2 separate regions of the Homo sapiens genome follow, and region 1 is linked to region 2. Evidence: chromatin contacts called from ENCODE Hi-C or POLR2A ChIA-PET data. All regions are on one chromosome and are shown on one strand. The core of a region is the stretch at or near the end of the contact, and the rest is flanking DNA. Distances in the headings are between cores, read along the strand shown.

What was found. A loop is a pair of places that touch in the nucleus more often than their neighbours do. ChIA-PET counts read pairs that join two places held with the same protein, here RNA polymerase II (POLR2A). Pooled maps may share reads with other maps.
Region 1: a map of PC-9 shows a loop between it and region 2 (12-fold over the local background). The contact joins two enhancer-like sites. A Hi-C loop is called at or near these places in 5 of 168 maps with a recorded cell type or tissue (Calu3, IMR-90, PC-3 and 2 more) and 3 of 50 pooled maps. POLR2A ChIA-PET finds 5 or more read pairs at or near these places in 1 of 52 experiments (IMR-90).

Annotation. Positions count from the first base shown.
Region 1 is chr1:85,602,722-85,608,871 of GRCh38, forward strand. No RefSeq gene overlaps it. Among named protein-coding and RNA genes, the nearest start is that of CCN1, 25 kb to the left of the region's middle. RefSeq lists enhancers at 3,794-4,658, 4,252-5,451, 4,659-5,524. Within about 2 kb of position 4,515, at least 10 of the 41 ENCODE cell types and tissues checked have a DNase peak (open chromatin) inside an H3K27ac peak, as active enhancers do; they include PC-3 and PC-9, where a contact is called at or near this core.
Region 2 is chr1:85,847,441-85,853,402 of GRCh38, forward strand. It overlaps COL24A1 (collagen type XXIV alpha 1 chain), which reads right to left. Exons shown (of 60, transcript NM_152890.7): 38 at 1,913-1,966; 39 at 225-332. Among named protein-coding and RNA genes, the nearest start is that of ZNHIT6, 140 kb to the left of the region's middle. Within about 2 kb of position 2,896, at least 4 of the 41 ENCODE cell types and tissues checked have a DNase peak (open chromatin) inside an H3K27ac peak, as active enhancers do; they include PC-3 and PC-9, where a contact is called at or near this core.

The DNA of each region.
Region 1 (6,150 bases), core at 3,265-5,764, 240 kb before region 2:
GGAACGGTCAGACAGAGGGCGCTCTGCAGCCTCCCCCTTTACTCCTACCCTGAGTCAGTTACGGGGAGGCTGAAGCCTTCCCTTGCCTGGGCCCATAATTGCAAGGTCTCCAGAGAAATCTAAACTTGATCTCCCAGATCTCCTGTTTCCCACAAACCTCTGAGCCTGCACTCCTCTCTTTTGTCCTGCTGCTGCTGGTGTTGCAGCACCCACTGACAGGAAATGGGGCCCCTGAAAAGATCTTTGCTCCTGTAGTTTTGCAGGCTAGAAGGCGAGAGAAGCAGGAGAGGGCCAGTTAGGAGCACTGAGCATGGTCCCAGCACAGGGTTGTGATACCCACTTAGAAATGACCAATGACGTCCTGATACTTGCTTAGTCCCCTTTCCTGGTCCTTCCTAAATTGTCATATGCTTGAGAAACCTGGATGTCCATATGTGCCTGGCCTGTTTCTCTGCATCTGCCCCCAGGGTATGATAATCCCTGGAATACACAAGCTCTCATGACCCCTTCAAAGTGGTGAGAGACATTAGAGGCAGTGCCCATGTGTCTCTCTGAGGCTTCAGTCATCTTATCCCTAATCTCTGAGCTCAGTCTCCTGGGTTCAGATATCAGGGCTAACTCCTTAATCCGTAATCTCCTGGGCTAACTCCTTAGGGCTAGAGCTGAGTCCAGTCATCATCTGTGGACAATTCTCCCACTCACGATAGGCAGGCGGGGCCACCTGTTTTACTTCTTAACACTATTTAGTCGGGATAAGGATGCTATAATTCATGGGGTGAACTGTGAGACCTTACACTTGGAAGTGACTTGGAGGTCCCTGGCTCCACCGACTGCCAGACCCCTTTCCCACCTCCTCGGCCAGAGGTGGTCCAGGCCTCTGTCACTGATGGAGTTGGTGCCTGCTCTGCCTCTTTCCACAGCTCATACTCCAGAAGTGTTAGCCACTCTTCTGACTATTAGCTTGACATCCATCTCCTTATAGCTTTCAGTAACTGTTTAGGTTTTTCCTTCCAGCATTCCTCAGAATGAATTTAATCCTCTTTCATATTGCCATATTTAAGACCTCTAAATTAGGTGCTTCTTCCCCACGTGCACTCTCAACCTTTTATTTCTTTCTAGGATAAACACAGCAGCTACAATTATTCTTCACATGATCTGTCTTCAGGACTTTCATTTCCCTGGTTGCTTGCTTCCAAATACACCTCAGTCTGTTAAGGTCACTCTAAAACTGAGATATTGATAGGGTAACAGAACCCTCCAGGTCTTCCCTGAGTGCCAACTGCAGCAAGTCTATTAGCTCCTGTAGGATCCTGAAGTGGACTTCTGTTTACAAATCCACCCTCCCTCCTGAACCATGAGCACTTACTTTCTTGCTCTCTTGGTCCTCACACCCCCAACCCCCAATCCCCAAGCTGAATTAAAGGGCAGATGTAAATTTCAGAATCCAAGAGACAACACAGTATAGGAGAATTGTTTTAACTTTCTTGGTATTACTAGCTCCCAGCACAAAACCTAGGAGCCAGCAGGCACTCAATAACTGTATGGTCAATCAACCAGTACATCTGTTTAATGTAAGTACGGTAAGCTTGCATGTAGTTTCTTAGCAGTATGTCAATGTTTATGGTTAACTGCAATCTCATGGTCTATTTCATGTGACCTTCTATAAGAAGAATCTGTCAGTTCTACTTGTAGTGTTGACTTTCCTTAATGTAAATTTAGGACCTGACATTTATGTAACAAACCCTTCCAAAATTGGGTGGCTTAAAACAACAACAATTTATAATTGTCACAATTTTGTTGGTTGATGAAGTTCAGCTGGGAAGTTACTCATGCGGTCACTCATGCAGGTGGGAGCTTGGCTGGGGCTAGAATGTTCCAAATGACTCCTCATCCTCTGGGGTCTCTCTCCTTGTGGCTTTTCATCACTCAGTATTCTACCCTGAGTTTCTTTACAGCCAAGGGGCTGGCTTCTAAGAGGGAGTGTCACAAGAAGACAAGCCTCGATGTACAAGAACCTATTAAGCCTCTGATTGCTCCAAACTTACTAACACCTTGTTGGTTAAAACAAGTCACATGATCAAGCCCAGCATCAAGGTGGAAGGGAACTATATAAAGCCATAGACACTGGGAGGTAGTTCACTGGGGACTGCCAATGTCACAGTCTACCACATTTATCCTTATTAGATGTCATTGTTACACTTTTGAGAGGGAAGATTTTTGCTCACATCTTTATAAAAATTCAAATTTTTCAGGATATGGGCTCCATGATGATGGTGATGACAATGATACATCATTTACTGTCTACAGTATCCTAGGTTTTTCTTTTCATGATTAAAATTTATATAAAAATCCCAAGGACAGAATTATTGCTCCCACTGAAGAGATAAGAAAAATGAGATTCACAGAGCCTCAATAAGTTTCTTAGTCTCAATCTTAGCTGAAGGCAAGATTTCAACCTAGGTCTCTTTAATTCCAAAGGAGGTGTTTTTTTCCACTGTACCATACTGGCTCTGAGTCTACTTTTGACTCAAGGAAACATATAATTCCCTGCAGAAGAGTGTTTTTCAAATTCTAATAAGGAACTCAAATAGTTAGACAATGCAAAATCACTTTTCTTTCTCTGGAGTTCTTTAAGTGTTTAAATTTCATTTTGTTCTAGGGTATTTTGGTTTCTTTTGCTTTATATAGTGAGTTCTCCTGACTAGTGAAGGAGCCCGAAAGTGCTGATCATACAGTAGGGCTGGGATGTTTAAATATCTGGATGAAGGTTCTGATAAGACTTCATATAAATAGCTATAAGGCAGGGTTCCCATACAAAAAAAAATTGAGTTTGAACTTGAAGTTAGTCTTAACTCCATCTATACTGTCTGGATTGCCAGTGTAATTGGCCTCCAAGTAGAGAACTATGCTTTTTTCTTTATCTACTCTGGTAAATTATTAAAAGGCTCTTCTGCCCAGGGGATCATTAACTACCTGGGAGGTCTGGCAGGTGCAGCAAAGTGAACCAGGGCAGCTCTGGTTGGGATGGCAGGACTGAGCTTCCTCAGGCAACTTCCACTGCTCAGCCAGAATGAGGGAAAGACCAGCCCTGGGCAGGGCTGCAGGGATTGGGCTGGTGGGCAAGAATAGAGGTAAAGACGGGATGGAGGAAGAGGACCTCCCTGTCCAGCCTGAAAGTGGACTTCCAACTCTTTATGTCACTCAACTCCCATTTGCCTGATGGAATGTGTGCCGTGTGCACCTGCATTTACCCACATTCCCTCCTTCCTCTCTTGGAGGGTGAAAGTGGAGGCAAGGACGAGTCCCAGATTGGCCAATGCAGAAACAACATTTGTGTGGATGACACAGGAGAGCAGGGGAGGTGAGCAGGAGTGACAAAACCTCAGTTAAACCCGTCATCAACCCAATATCTTCACTATCCACATGAAGTGACACGGGAGGTTATACGACACGGCCAAGCCCACCAACTTCCTTAGCACCAGAGATGGCATGGCACTAGATGGCACTAGAACCCACACCTGCCACCCCCAGGCAGGGCTTTTTCCTTGGCACTGGTGCAGTCACCAATCTCAGTAGCTTTCACGAGCCTACAATTGAAAGCACTTTTCTCTATGGCTTTACATCTTGGCCTTTAGGGCAGTAACCCACAGCCTAGTTAGTTCTACTTCTTCTGCCACCCTTCCCTTGTTTCTGTTGGAAAGTGGTGCAGCTATTGGAGGATGTGCTTGACTGAATGTGCTCCCTCAGCTTTTCAGTCCATAGGATGGGCCCCAGCTATACCCTTTCACTCCTTCCCTGCTCAAAGATCATGGAAGAATTCCTGAGGTAACATTTTCATCTTGGGTGAGACTCATTCTTTACAATTCACCCCTGTGGTGAGCTCAGCCTAGTGCAGCCTCTCGTTTGCTCTGTTCACACACACACACACACACACACACAGTCATGCATGTATGCACATACGCACGCACACATGAGAAACACAAGAAAGCACCTTTAAAAAAAATTAGCGGATGATACTTTCCCTTTGTGGATGGTTGCACCTCATACCAATCATGGGTTTAAGCTTGGTGAGGAAAGAGATGGACGGAGATAGAAGCTGGGGAGAAAGATTTGTAATTATTTAAACTTATTGAATAGCTATGTGCCTGCTCCGCTCTGAAAATAGCGCCTGGGTTAAAAGTCTCTGTACCTCAGAAGGTCACCATCTGTAGGAGAGGTAGATCAAAACATATCATTTTAATCAGGAAGAGTTTGAGGTGTGGGAGGTTACAAGGCCCAGGCCTGAGATGGAACTAGCACCCACATCTGACACCCCCGGCACAGGGCTCACTCCTCAACCTTGGAGCTGTTGCCAACCTCAGTAGGTATGAAGAATGTATTGGGCACACATGTTGAAAGCAATGTTTTTCTAGGGCGTTTAGGAGTGAGAGAAGCAAGCGCAATTCCCTGTGGTGTCCCAACCACAAAGCCTCTTCTACCTGTAGCAGACAGAGGAGGTGACACATGAGCTGAGTCTGGGATGACAAGCTCACAAGCATTTGGGGTCAAGCATTCCAGGGAGAGGAGTCAGCCTGGGCAAAACCAAGGCAGCGCTCTCGGTAGGCCTGGGCCTCTGGCTAGTGGTTTCCTTCAACCCACACACTGCGCATGGAACCACAGAAGGCAGCACAGCAGAGCATCTGCCCTCACGTTCTTCCTGGTGGGGGGCCTCCCAAGGACATTCTGCCTCAGGTTCTTATTGTCTGAGGTCACTGAGCCTCCTGAAAGTATTTCAGGAATGTGGAGGCCTGACTCACTCTCTTCCTTGAGTTCACAGTCTGAAGTTCATAAAACCTCTTCCCCCTTTAGTCATTCTTATTCAAATACCGGCCCACAAGTTTCACAGATGGAGCTGGCAGGAGGAATCTTGGGAAGCATTTTTTTGCTCAGGATGTGAAAGTATATGAAGAGTTTGGGAGATCCAGGAGCAATCATTCACTAAGAGCCAGACCCCTGTGGCAGGCGCTGGCTAAACGCAGAGACTGGCTGGCTCGCTCACAGAGTGGAGATCACTGGCAGAAGAGAAATGCCATGAAAGCATCCACTCTGTGCCTCAGTTTCCTCAACTGTAAACAGAGACAATAACCACACCTTCTTCAGAGAACTGGATGGGGAGTGAGTTAATCCACATAAAGTAGTTAGAATACAGCCTGACACATAATAAGTGCTCAATAAATACTAGTTTATTGTTCATACTATTGCTTATTGTTGGCAGAGTGAGTTGTCTACACACTAAGTGGTGTGGGGAAGAGGAGGCATTCCTGGAATAGGACTGCGTGGGATAAACCTGAAAGGAAAATGTCCAATGCCGTGGGTGAGTGTCCAGATGGGGAGGCCTTTAGACATCACACACACACAGCAGGAGGGGCAGCTTGGGAGAGAAGAAACCCGAGTGGCACATCTAGCCTGATGCCAAAGTATCAATTCATGCACTTCTTCCGGTTGGAAACAGTTATAAAAATGTCCAGGGAATTAACAAAGGGGATGCAGGAGAGATATTTGGAGTACGGGATGGGCATACACATAGCCAAGCATGGGGTTTCAAATTGGTGTTATTCACCTTATTTCTCCTGCTGCCGTGCAGGCAATGAAATTCTCAGTGAGGCAGGCCACAGACAGATCAGATGCTCTGTTTTCCTCCTTTCTGACTGTAGCTCAGTTTAGAGGATTGAAAATGCTAGGAGACATCTAGCCTACCCTCTCCCTGCTCACACCGCACCTTGCCTCAGAGCTGGTTTTGACATCTGTCCTAGAAGACATCATCCATTGCCTTGATTCATGGGTATGAGTCTAAGCAATCTTAACCACTGCTGGGATTCCATTTGGACAAGGAAAAGCTTTCTCTGCTTTTCAGAACACTCTACAGAGAAACCCTAACTTTAGTAAGGCTCTGGGGACCCCAGGGGAGATCCAGAGAAGTAAAGCACCCAGCCCAATGGAGCTTCCAGAATGCATTTTGAGGGACAGTGCTTTAGTTCTTCCTTTGACCTCAGTCTCTTTTGGTCATTCCTTGTCCCCATTCTACTCCAACTGGAAAGGCTGAGTAGCTGCTCCTGCATATGTCTGTTATTGCAGTGACCCAAAGTAAGAATCTTAAATGAATTTGAAATC
Region 2 (5,962 bases), core at 1,646-4,145:
TCCATTTTCATTTTTTTCTCTTTCCTTTTTCATGTCCAGAAACCACTAAGCCGTTTAAGTACTGTGGAATGCTTACAATTCTCCACATCCCATGGAGGTAGATTATTTTCAATGGAACTATTGCTTTGTCTGTAAAGCTAATCAAGGGATGAAACTTTAAGGGCATGGATACGTTTCTTTCCCATCCACAGTGACTCAATTCTGGAAGCAAGTCAAATACTGACCACAGCACCTCTAGTTCCTCTGGCACCCTTAGGACCACTTTTCCCAATTTTTCCAGGAGGACCTCTGCTTCCAACTTCTCCTGTGGGTCCTATTTGTCCTTTATCACCCTGTGGATGACATTATTAAGAGAGAAAAGCAAGAAAAAAATTTATACTTAGATTAATTAACTATATCATATTCCTGAATAGCTCCTGAGGATTATCTGGTTAACAGTATTACAGATCACTATTAACAACAATAACATACCATCACTATATAAGTTATTTTAAAAATAAAAGTAATTTTGGAAAAAGATAAAATAAAAATTTTGACCAAACAAGCAGGGGGCATCTGGTGCTCATGTTGAATCCAAATAACCGTTTTTTACTTTTGAATTTTGCTATATATGTATGTAAGTATGCATGTATGTGTTGTTACTATAAGAAATCATAAGCTCTTTGGAAAGTCTGTTTCTATAGAGAATTTCAATGCAACAAGGTCTGTTCAATACAAAAAGAGCTCCAGTGTGCAGTTCTGTACATTCAGGATCATCACTCATTGGCTTGGAGTATGCCTTGAAAAATCTGCAACATTTTTACATCACTTTACATCTTTCAGAAAACTAATTATCTTCTGTTTTCTATTAGACACACTGACCTTTCTTTTTTGTTGTTGTTTTTTTTGAGACCAAGTCTCACTATATCACCTAGGCTGGAATGCAGTGGCAAGATCTCAGTTCACTGCAACCTCTGCCTCCTGGATTCAAGCGATTCTCCTGCCTCAGCCTCCCAAGTAGCTGGGATTACAGGCACCCATCAACACGTCCAGTTAATTTTTGTAGTTTTAGCAGAGACAGGGTTTCACCATGTTGGCCAGGCTGGTTTCGATCTCCTGACTTCAAGCGATCCGCCCACCTCGGCCTCCCAAAGTGCTGGGATTACAGGTGTGAGCCACTGCGCCCAGCCAACAAACTGACCTTTCTTTAGCACCAAAATATAGCTGTTCTTAAACAACATTGTGTTATTCTTCATTTTCCTAAGTGAGAACCAACCTGTTCTATTATTGATAAACAAGAAGATACAAAGAAAAACTACTGTGAACACAGTTGGACAGGAAATTTTTGGGATTCATAACAGCTAAGAGGCTTTATTTTATTTTTCCAGGGGTGCAGGTTGTTATTATACAAAGACTTGCACTGTCTCACTATGAATGTTGATTTTAGTAAAATATTTTTAGTAAAATATAAAGTAAGCAAATAAAAATATTCTTGATTTGTAGTTCTTCATATATGGAAAAAATAAAACCAACTTAGAAAAACACATTGACAACAAATAATTATAGTTACATTCTCTTCCCTCAAATACTTTACTAAAGTTGTCATTGAAAAGCACAAATGGTATAGTATTTTCCTTTTATCTTTCTTCTTGCCCATGGTCTACTAAAAGAATTTTTGGCAAACAAGAGAAAGAAGGAAAAGCCAAGATTTTTTACAAACTACAAAATGGAAAATTTGCCTTCAAATAATCACGATAATAAGTACTCCTAACTGAAATTAAATATTAATTTATATAAATGTATCTTTTAAAGCAACATTTATAATTCTTTACTACTTTACTATCTAGTCCAAATTAAAAACATTACAGCAGTCTATGGAGTTCTGGGCACATCAGAAGAAAGAAAACCTGCATAAGAAGATGTAAAAAATTACCTTTTTTCCTGGACGACCTCTTTGCCCTGGAATTCCCACAATTCCTTCAGGTCCCTAAAATATTCAATATAAAAAAGGAAATAAATGGTTAAAGAAAAGATGAGATGGAGTATTTGAATACTTCTATCAGATAATCACTGGATTGGATTGGACGAGAAGTAAAAATGAGGGTTAATTTTCACATTATTAGGTTTGTATCATTTAAAAAGAGGTCACAATGACTTAGAGGTGTAGCTGTTATTAGCTATAAAGTTCACATGCACAAACTGGCCAAGAGAGTCTTAATTACACTGTTCATTATTCTAGGTGGAACATTACTTAGATTCAGTATACCCATTTTAATTAGAGAGAATGTAATTAAAGTTAACCCATGCCTTCTACGTCACAGGCTGTAAAACACGTTTAACTAAAATAAAAAAGTATAAACCCAAAGGCATCCATCTCAGCATTTCTATCAGCTACTGGGAGCTCAGCATCTTGTGGAAAGTACAGGACTTCTGCCTATCCAATGAAGTCTCCACACACATATGAAAGAAAGTACAGAGTATAAAATACATCTAGTACATGGTCAAGGAAAATTTCAATGTGTCTAGTACGTGGTCAAAGAAAATCTCAAAATCTCACTGGAGTAGAAAGAGTTAAAGAGATATTCGTTGATCTGTGGGAAAAAAAGAAGGAAATACAGAGAGAAAAAGGAGGTAATCATATAAAACTTAAAAATAATATTTTCATTTCAATTTGTCCTTTGTGTAGCTAAAAGTATATTAAAAGTTTTCAATATACACTTTTTTTTAAGTAAAAGTGGGGCACTATATGAATTTTCAGGTAAACAATGGTTAGGCTTAAGTGAGTTCCACAGTAAGCCAGGTTGCAAGTTCTAAAATGGCTAATAATTAATCACAACATTCCCTGCATTCGCTGGAAATGAAAATAGAAATCTCAAATTTGTGTCCCAAAAGCTTGGCAAATTGCAAAAATGATGTAGACAAGAAATAACTTGTGGTTTACCACTGTGCTATGTAGGCTCTAGATAAATATTTGTTGAACGAATAAACAGATACCTAAGGAAATGACTCATACCCTATGCTCCTGAGAAAATGCTCTTCTAGCCTCAGAAAATCACTGAATTTAGAGGCCAAAGCTGTTGTGCTCTATTGCTGTAGTTATAGCTGCATCCAGAGGTAGAAATGGTAGTTGCACTAACCTGAGGACTTCTTTGAAGTTAATGAGGCCTTTCAAAAAGAGGCTGATTAATCTTCATAGAGATTAAAGGTGTGAGCTTTTAAAAGTCAGACTGCTCCCATTTCATATTCTGGCTCTGGCACCTAACACCTACCTATACAGCCGTAGGTAGATTATTTAATTTCTAAAGGCCTCAGATTCCTGTTAAATAAAAGAGGTATAAAAGAACATCTTCAAAGACTAAGAGCAAATAAGAGAATGCATGTAAACTTTAGAAAGGACTAGACTTATGATGAAGAGCTCAAAATATGCTAGTCGTTATTAACTTCTGCTGTTTATTAAAAGTGTATTACACAATATTTAAGTACATGTAAAGATGTTAAAAGGTACAATGAAAGCCCGTTTACCTACATCTACTTTAAGAAATAGAACCAATATATGTGTATGTCTATGTGTGTGTGTGTGTGTATATATATATATATATATCTACATATATATATACATATAATTGAAGCCCCACATTAAACATATACTTATCCAAACTCATCACCCTTTTTCCCTACTCAGGTGCAATCATTGTCTTGAATTTTATTGTTCCTACACATTTCTTAATAATTTTACTCCATTTGTATCCCCAAGTAATATGTATTTTGTATCTTTAAAAATTTTTAAAAAGCAGTATCATACTTTATGTGTTCTCCTGAAACTTCTTTTTAACACATTTTTGTTTTGAAATTACTGTGTCTTTAATTCATTTACTTAAAAAAATGCTACAGGATTCCATGTTATTATCAAACCACAACTTAAGTATTTTTCCCGTTGGTTAATGTTTTGGTGGCTTTCTTTTGCTATTACAGACAATGCTGGAATAAACACTCTGTACTTGTCTCTATGTGCTCATGTCAAGAGTTTTTATAGGGTATGTACCCTGGAATTGAATTGCTGGGTTGTAGGATACATGCATCTTCAAGCATATCAGATATTGTCAAATTGTTCTCCAAAGTGATTTTGCCAATTTACATCCTCAATGGCAATGTTTAAGAGTTCCACTTACTTCATATTTCCTATAATGCTTGATCGTATGAGACTTAAAATGGGTGCAGAATGATGTTATCATTTCAATTTATGTTATTGGTTATTATGGAAAAACGTATAGCTACTCATAAAGTTATCGGACATCTATATCTCTATGTGAATTTCTGGTTCCTATCTTGTGCCCGTTATTCTACTGGGCTGTCTTATTTAGTTACATGTATATGTTTTTATACATACTTATATTTTGTTCATTCCATATATCACAAATCTCTTCTCCCAGCTTGTATCTTATTTTCTCACCTTGTTTATTACGACTTTGGACTAACACAAGTTTGCAATTTTAATGCAGTCAAAGTCATTAATATTTTCTTTCTGTTTCTTTTAGTGCTTTGTTTTAAGAAATCTTTACTGCTTCCCCTTTCCTTATAAGGTCATAAAATATTATCTTAAATGTTCTCCCAAGAGTTTTAAGATTTTGATTTTAACAGTTAAGCCTTTAATCAATTGGAATGTAATTTTGCGGGGTGTGTGTTTGTGTGTGTGCGCGCACGTGCGCATTTGTGTGAGGGAGAGTATTTTTTTTTTCATTTGGATAACCAATTGTACTGGTATCATTTATTAAATTGTTCATTTCCTTATAGATCTGTAGTGCATAATCAATTTATCAAAAATCAAGTTTCAAAATATACTTATATCTGATTCTACATTATCTTCAATTTCCATTGGTCTGTTTGTTTATTTGTGAATGAGTATGGCACTAACTAACTTAATTACTCTAGCTTCAATAATAAGTTATATCAGATAGGTCAGATTCTCTCTTCCACCTCCTCCACAACCATCCCACCTCTGCACAACTTATTCTTTAAAGTTGTCTTAATATTGGCCCTTTGGTTTTCCACACAAATTTTTAAATCACTTTTTATCAATCAAGTTTTATTAAAAATCCCATTGGGATTTTGGTTGAAATTGTATTAAGTGTATTCATTAATATAGGAGAAGATTGATAATTTTATAATATTGAGTTTTCCTATCATGAATATAAAATAACTGTCCATTTATTTAGTTCTTTAATAAATGATTATAATTTCTTTAATTGCAAAAATTTTCCACACCATTTTTACAAATATTTTGTTTAGATGTATTGCTAGGTACTTAATTTTGTGGCTAATTGTGTTGGAAATTGCATTTAAAAATATCTAACTGCTCATTGCTGGTGAAAAAGAATGGAACCTATTTTTGTATATTACTTTTATTTATTTATTTAGAGACATTGTCTTGCTATGTTGCCCAGGCGGGACTTGAACTCCTAGGATCAAGCAATCCACTCACCTCAGCCTCTCGAGTTACTGGAAGTACAGGCGCATGCCACAGTAACCACAGTATTATGTTTTATTTTTTCTATCTAACTTTTATTTTAGGTTCAAGGGGTACATGTGCAGGTTTGTTATGTGGATAAATTATGTGTCACATGGATTTGGTGTACAGATAATTTTGTCACCTAGGTAATTGGCATAATATCTGATAGGCAGTTTTTCAGTCCTCACCCTCCTCCCACCCTTCACTCTCAAGTAGGTCCTGATGTTAATTGTTCCTTTCTTTGTGTCCATGTGTACTCAAGGTTTAGCTCCAACTTAAAGAGAACATGTGGTATTTGGTTTTCTGTTCCCACATTAATTTGCTTAGGATAATGGCCTCCAGCTGCATCCATGTTGCTGGTTAAGGACATGATCTTGTTCTTTTTCTATGGCTGCATAGGATTCCATGGTGTATACATACCACTTTTTTTTTTATCCAGTCCACTGTTGATGGAGATCTAGGCTGATTCCATGTCTT